Regions from separate parts of the Mus musculus genome. Here region 1 is linked to region 2. The links are chromatin loops, found by intact Hi-C in ENCODE. Cell type or tissue: heart. All regions are shown on one strand. Links, peaks and the distances in the headings refer to the core of each region. The heading gives the core; the rest is flanking DNA.

Region 1 (2,824 bases), core at 299-2,798, 1.3 Mb after region 2:
ACTTAGTAGAACTAGTGGACATGGGGTCCCACCCTTAGTCAAGAAGCTATCCACAATTGATACCTGCTGACAAAGGGAAAATCAGTCTTGTCCAGTGACGTGACACTGGGTGTATCACCCATACTGCAGTGAAGTGACACTGGGTATATCACCCACACTGCAAGGCAGGACCCATGCCCAGGCATACTGGACCACCACAGAAGGAGCGCAATGCTATTTTTGTTTCATGTTGCTTTATTTTGACATGTCTTGTCTCATTGGCCTTTTGCTGGGTTAATTTTTTTTTTTTTATTTTTGTGTTGTTTGGAGGGCAAGGATTGGGTTTCTTGTTCTGTTGTTGTTATTTGTTTATTTTTGAAAGAGAGAAAAGCATAACGTTGAAGTGAATAGGAGAAACTGGGAGAAGGGAAAACATGATCAAATATATTGAATTTTTTTCAAAAACAAAGGAAGAAGCACTCTTCAAGGGGAGTGGTGTTTTGCCACTGGCATTATTTGGACTAGCCGGTTCAGGGTGGTTAATCTCTGGGGCAAAACCTGATGTTTCCTTTGACAATCTACAACTCCTCGCAGCTGTCCCCAGTGCTCACTTTTTTCACAATTTTACAAATATGCCTGTGTTGCTCAGCCTCAAAGATTAAAATGTAATGAGGCTAAAACATTATAATGTAAAAATGAAATAAAATGTTAGTGTTCTTTAGGAAAGAATCTTTCATGACACTAGCCATATTGTTGATGCAGTAGAGAATTACCACCCCCCCCCTTTTTTTTTGGAGAAAACTGTTTCTACATTTAGAAAGCATACAGCTAACTCTTGATGTCTGGTTATTTCTGTTTTTAAGCTGGAATATTTAGACTACTTTATTTCACATATTCATTGACATATTTGGATGTAAGTCTGTGCATTTCCTACGTGATCCATTCTTCATTCCTCTCCACCAAGGAATTCTGCATTAACTGAGTAATTCTTTCATCACATCCCATCCTTGATATCTCTGACTCAACATATGTATTTACTAATGTGACTGCTGGACAGTTTGTAGCATGAATATCTACAATAACTTAGCACAAGTTGCTTTCAAGTGAGAACCTCTTCATGCATAGCACATGTTTCTCCCTCTGTACCATTCTTTGTCCCATTGCTACTAATCTTACAGTGTACAGTATTGCTTTTGATCGAAATTGACAAGAATATTTTAAGGACATAAAAAATATCAGAGGAAATGGCATTTTATATTTTTCTCTTCATATTCACCATATCTGGCATTATTTCATTATAAAACTGTTTCTACTTGTATCGTTTCCCTCAAGCCAGGAGAACTTTCTTTCACACTGCTTATAGTGCAAGATTATTGGCAATGAATTCTCTCAGCTGTAGTTTTATTGAAATAAAAATGGGTTTTCTAAGGAACATTTTAAGGGAATACAGAATATCAATTTGACAGTCCCCTCCTCTGACATTTTGAAGCTGTGTACTGTTGTCATCCGGATTGCAAATTTTTCATAAGAACTCTGAAATTATTTTCATCTGTGCTCCTATGGACAGTGATCCCTGATAGGGGGCAATTTTCTCCCCAAGGGAAATAGACAGCATCTGCAGACACTTTGATTGCCACTGAGGGGTGTTGTTACTGCCATCTAGTGGGCAAAGGTGAAGGATGTTGCTAAACATTCTCAATACAAGAATGCTCCCTCAATCAAGGAATTATCTGCACATTTCCTACAGTGCTGAAGCTGAGGACCCTTGCAGTGTGGAAAGTGTGTCCATTTTAATAAGAATCATTTCCATATTTTTGTATTTCTCACTGACTTTAAAAACATTTGATTGTGATTAATTTTTCTTCATATATTTAAGCCTTACCCTTTTCATTAAGATGAGAAATACTTTGGTCATTATCTGCAAGGATTTCTTCTACCCATCATCCCTTCTCTCTCCTTCTGAAACTCTATTACATATATTGTAGCCACTCGGTCTTAGCTCACACATGCTTAAGAAGGCCACTCAGCCATTCCCTCCACCCTCTTCTCCTTCCTTCTGCATTAGATTTCTAGTGTCAAGCTCATTTTAACTGCTTGCTTTATTTTTTCATAATATACAGTAAATTCAATATTTAGTATCTGAAATTTTCATTTGCCTCTATTTTCTATCATCTGTGTCTTTTCTCGTGTTCATCTTTTAACATATATACACTTAAACATTGTCATAAACACTGTTTTAAAATTCCTCTTTGAGAATAGAAAGATAAAGAATCGTTCCTCACTGGGCACAGTTACAGATAGACAGGAATCCAGCATGCTGTCCTACTAAGATAACTATAGATTACATATTGCACATTTAAAGCTCTAGAAGAAAATATTCTGAAAGTTTTCACCATAAAGAAAGGATAAATGTTGAAAAGATAAATACTTTAACACAAAATAATATATTAATATGTACAAGTTTTGACTTTGTGGATCAGTTGAAAATAAATACAAAAATAAAAACAATAGGGAAAACTAATAGAAGTCAACATATGTATATATCCTAAAGATTCTTATTTGTGGGAGTACTGTCATTTTACTTTGCTGGTGTGTGTGTGTGTGTGTGTGTGTGTGTGTGTGCGTGTGTGTGTGTGTTTTAAATCACCCCATTTTCCCATAGTGCTGAGGAGTGAACCCAGGGTTTTAAACATTAAACAAGCACTCTAACACACTCCCAGTCTTTTCTTCCTGCATTTTGTTGGTATATATTAATTACACAAATCATGGGTTTAATAAAATTCTCCATATAGCATGTACTAATTAGCCCATGTTACCATCTCCTGTTTCCCTCTACCTGCCCCCA
Region 2 (2,824 bases), core at 263-2,762:
TCAACAAAAGATATGCAAAAATACAGATTCGTTCCTCTAGTTTGCTACTAAATGAAAAGCAGATTTGGTTTTATTCATGTCACTGTAAAAACTAAATAAGTACTCACACCAAGCATGGATTTTTTTTTTTTTTTTTGCCAGCAAAAATTAAAACATCAATGAAACCTCTTTCAAATACTAACAAATTTACTTACAAACACCTATATTTATTATTTCATAAATAGGCGCAACAAGTTTCATAAAAAAAAGAAGAAAACGATTAAATACAGACACAGTATGGAGAAACAGTAACACAGAGCCATAGATAAAGAGGAGCACTTAGCTAGCGCGTTCCGGCCTGTTTCTGCAGCTAAGATGCCAGTGAGCATTTGGCAGCTTTATCCATAACAGGACTTGGATGACATTTACTAATCATTACACAAAAGTGATACAAAAAAGGATTTTTTTTTCTGCAATACAAAATAAATGTGTTTGCGCTTCCCTCCATACTAGCTTCTTTTTTGTCTGATCAATAAGACAAAGCCAAATTGTTTTTAAATTAAAATCATTTGGGAATATTTTTTCAAGTATTTTGAAAATATAGAACTATTAGTAAGTTGTTTTTAAAAATGAAGTAAAAATATGAATGTTTGCCAATTTTAATCCCTCTGTGAAATCAACAAACTGGGGTGAGCCAGTTTCAAATTACAATTTAGCTACAAAAACATTCACATTTTATACTCTAGGAGAGTGTAACATAGATGCTATTTACAAACTTGCTATGACTGCTACATCAAGCCATTTAAAAAGTCTTTAGTAGTTTCATATAAACACCCATTATGAAAACCAATGGAAAACCCAGGACCGTTTACCCCAGACATCTACCGTTGCTAAGGCAGTTACTAGAGCCGCAGCACTTCACAGCAAAACCAACAGAAATCAGAATGGTCCACACTTCCTTCTGGGAAGAGGAACAATGTCCATAAAAGATTAAAAAAATAATAAAGAAGCATGACTATTTCTTCCAGCGTGGGTGACCCACAAGCTCACATGGTCCTAAGTGCTTAGTAACTTGTATTTTCTAATCAAATGAAGAACTGCTTTGAGTGCGCAAAGCAATCCATGGTGAAAAGATTTCCCTGAACTCCTCAGTGGAAAGAAGAGGTGTCGAGATTTTCAGGTGAGATACAGCGCTTTGTCCCTCTGCATGCCCCTGTGTGGAGAGAAAACACGGTTACAAGAAAATCAGAATCACAGTGGGAGGGGGTGGCAGAGGGAGTTGGGGTGGTGAGGCTAGTATTATTTGTGCTAGCTCAAGCGCATAGATAGTTGACCTAAATCCCTAGGAAAGAGAAACATGGAGGCATTTGTTCTTGGAAAGACTAGAAGATGATGGCTCTACATTTTATGTATGTATGTATGTATGTATGTATGTATGTATGTATGTATGTATGTATGTATGTATGTAAGTTACTTTTCTGAAGCCTTCCTGGACATGAGGCCCCACTCCCGAACGGAGGCGCATGCTGTGAGACTCTCCACCACCAGGTGGCGATGGCCGGCCGCTTACCCACTACTGCAGTAGTCGGTACTCCAGTCCACGGGCTGTGGGGGCGGATTTCTGCACCCAGAACGCACGTACTCCATCGCTTGGGTGACAACTTGTGCAGCTGTAGATGTAGGGTTGATAATAGTCTGATAGTCGGGTTGAAGAGTAAATCCCTGAAGGAAAAGCAAATCTACATTTGAGAAAAGGCGGTACCTTTTAAAGCAAAGAGCAGAGACATAGTTATCCACACCCGCAAATATGGTAGGCCACCTCACTTCTGTAGGAACCAGCGGAAGGGGCTCCCTGACTTAGAGTAAAAAAGAAACACCCATCACCTCATTATCCTTACCTTTCCTTCGCTTAACCAGGTGTCCAAAACCCTTTCATTACACCCTTTGGCAGATACATTGAGTTGGGAAACAATTTAAAATATAGAAAAGCCAACTCAATGTAAGCAAAGGGAGAATGAACGTAAGCTTCTCACAGTTGATGGTTTCTATCAACCTAACACACATTAATGGTTAAGCCCCAGAGTAAGCGACCGAGCCTTCCTGAAGGATTCAGGCAGCAGGTGGCTGAGTGTTTTATTAGGCTACACCTATTCACACATTGTTACTCAAAACCCTTTTTTTCATTCAGTCACAATGGGACCATCTGCTGCTTTTTCTTTATTTGTATTTCTCTTATCAGCTAAAAATTTCAACCAAAGAGTTGTTTCTGTTTTGTTTTTTTTTTTTAAATCAGTTGTTGGACTAATACAGAGACAGAAAACAACTAGCCATTGGAAAACATAGGGACTAAAACATGTAAAGACAGAAAATATTTTTAATTGAAAACTCTCTTAGCTGGCAAACAATACTCAGACTTCAGGAAGATTCTTTTAATTCACTAGTGATGAAGTGTTGACTTTTAATCCCAGCAAAGCTATTAAAAATTCAAGGACGGAATCTCTGAAGTATATAGCTATATCTGGTAAACAAAACACATTATACACAATTTATTTTTAGCGTATCAGGTGAATTCAAGAGCAGCAGAAGCAGGCTTTGTTGGAAGTGACCACAGAAAGAAGCGGAATTAATCTCATGGCTGTCTCTGCAGCAGATTCTAGCCATGGTTTTTAACATCCAAGAAATCAAGATTCAAAATGCACCATGCACAATTTAGTTTCAAGTAGCTTTGGAAGGCGAAATATTACTGACATATTCCTTAAACTAAGCAGGATGGTGGGAGGGTTGATTTTTAAATAAGATTTTTCCTTAGACTTTTACTCATGTGTGGGTGGTCCCTCACATAGTG

The links. Hi-C counts contacts between places; a loop is a spot of excess contacts. Peaks named below come from ENCODE experiments on the same cell type or tissue, not always from the same donor. Only the 100,000 strongest peaks of a DNase experiment are listed, where the experiment ranks them.
Region 1: it touches region 2 in a loop (7-fold over the local background); 3 of 42 quality-filtered maps call a loop at or near these places.

The regions. Positions count from the first base shown.
Region 1 is chr4:8,003,728-8,006,551 of GRCm38, forward strand. No RefSeq gene overlaps it. Among named protein-coding and RNA genes, the nearest start is that of Gm23860, 180 kb to the left of the region's middle. In heart, for the core only: a CTCF peak has its summit at 1,643 (motif pointing left); no DNase peak of the experiment used is centred there.
Region 2 is chr4:6,687,270-6,690,093 of GRCm38, forward strand. Tox (thymocyte selection-associated high mobility group box) reads right to left here. Exons shown (of 9, transcript NM_145711.5): 8 at 1,550-1,701; 9 at 1-1,192. The coding sequence ends at 1,156. Among named protein-coding and RNA genes, the nearest start is that of Gm11802, 12 kb to the right of the region's middle. In heart, for the core only: a CTCF peak has its summit at 1,525 (motif pointing right); a DNase peak (open chromatin) is centred at 1,562.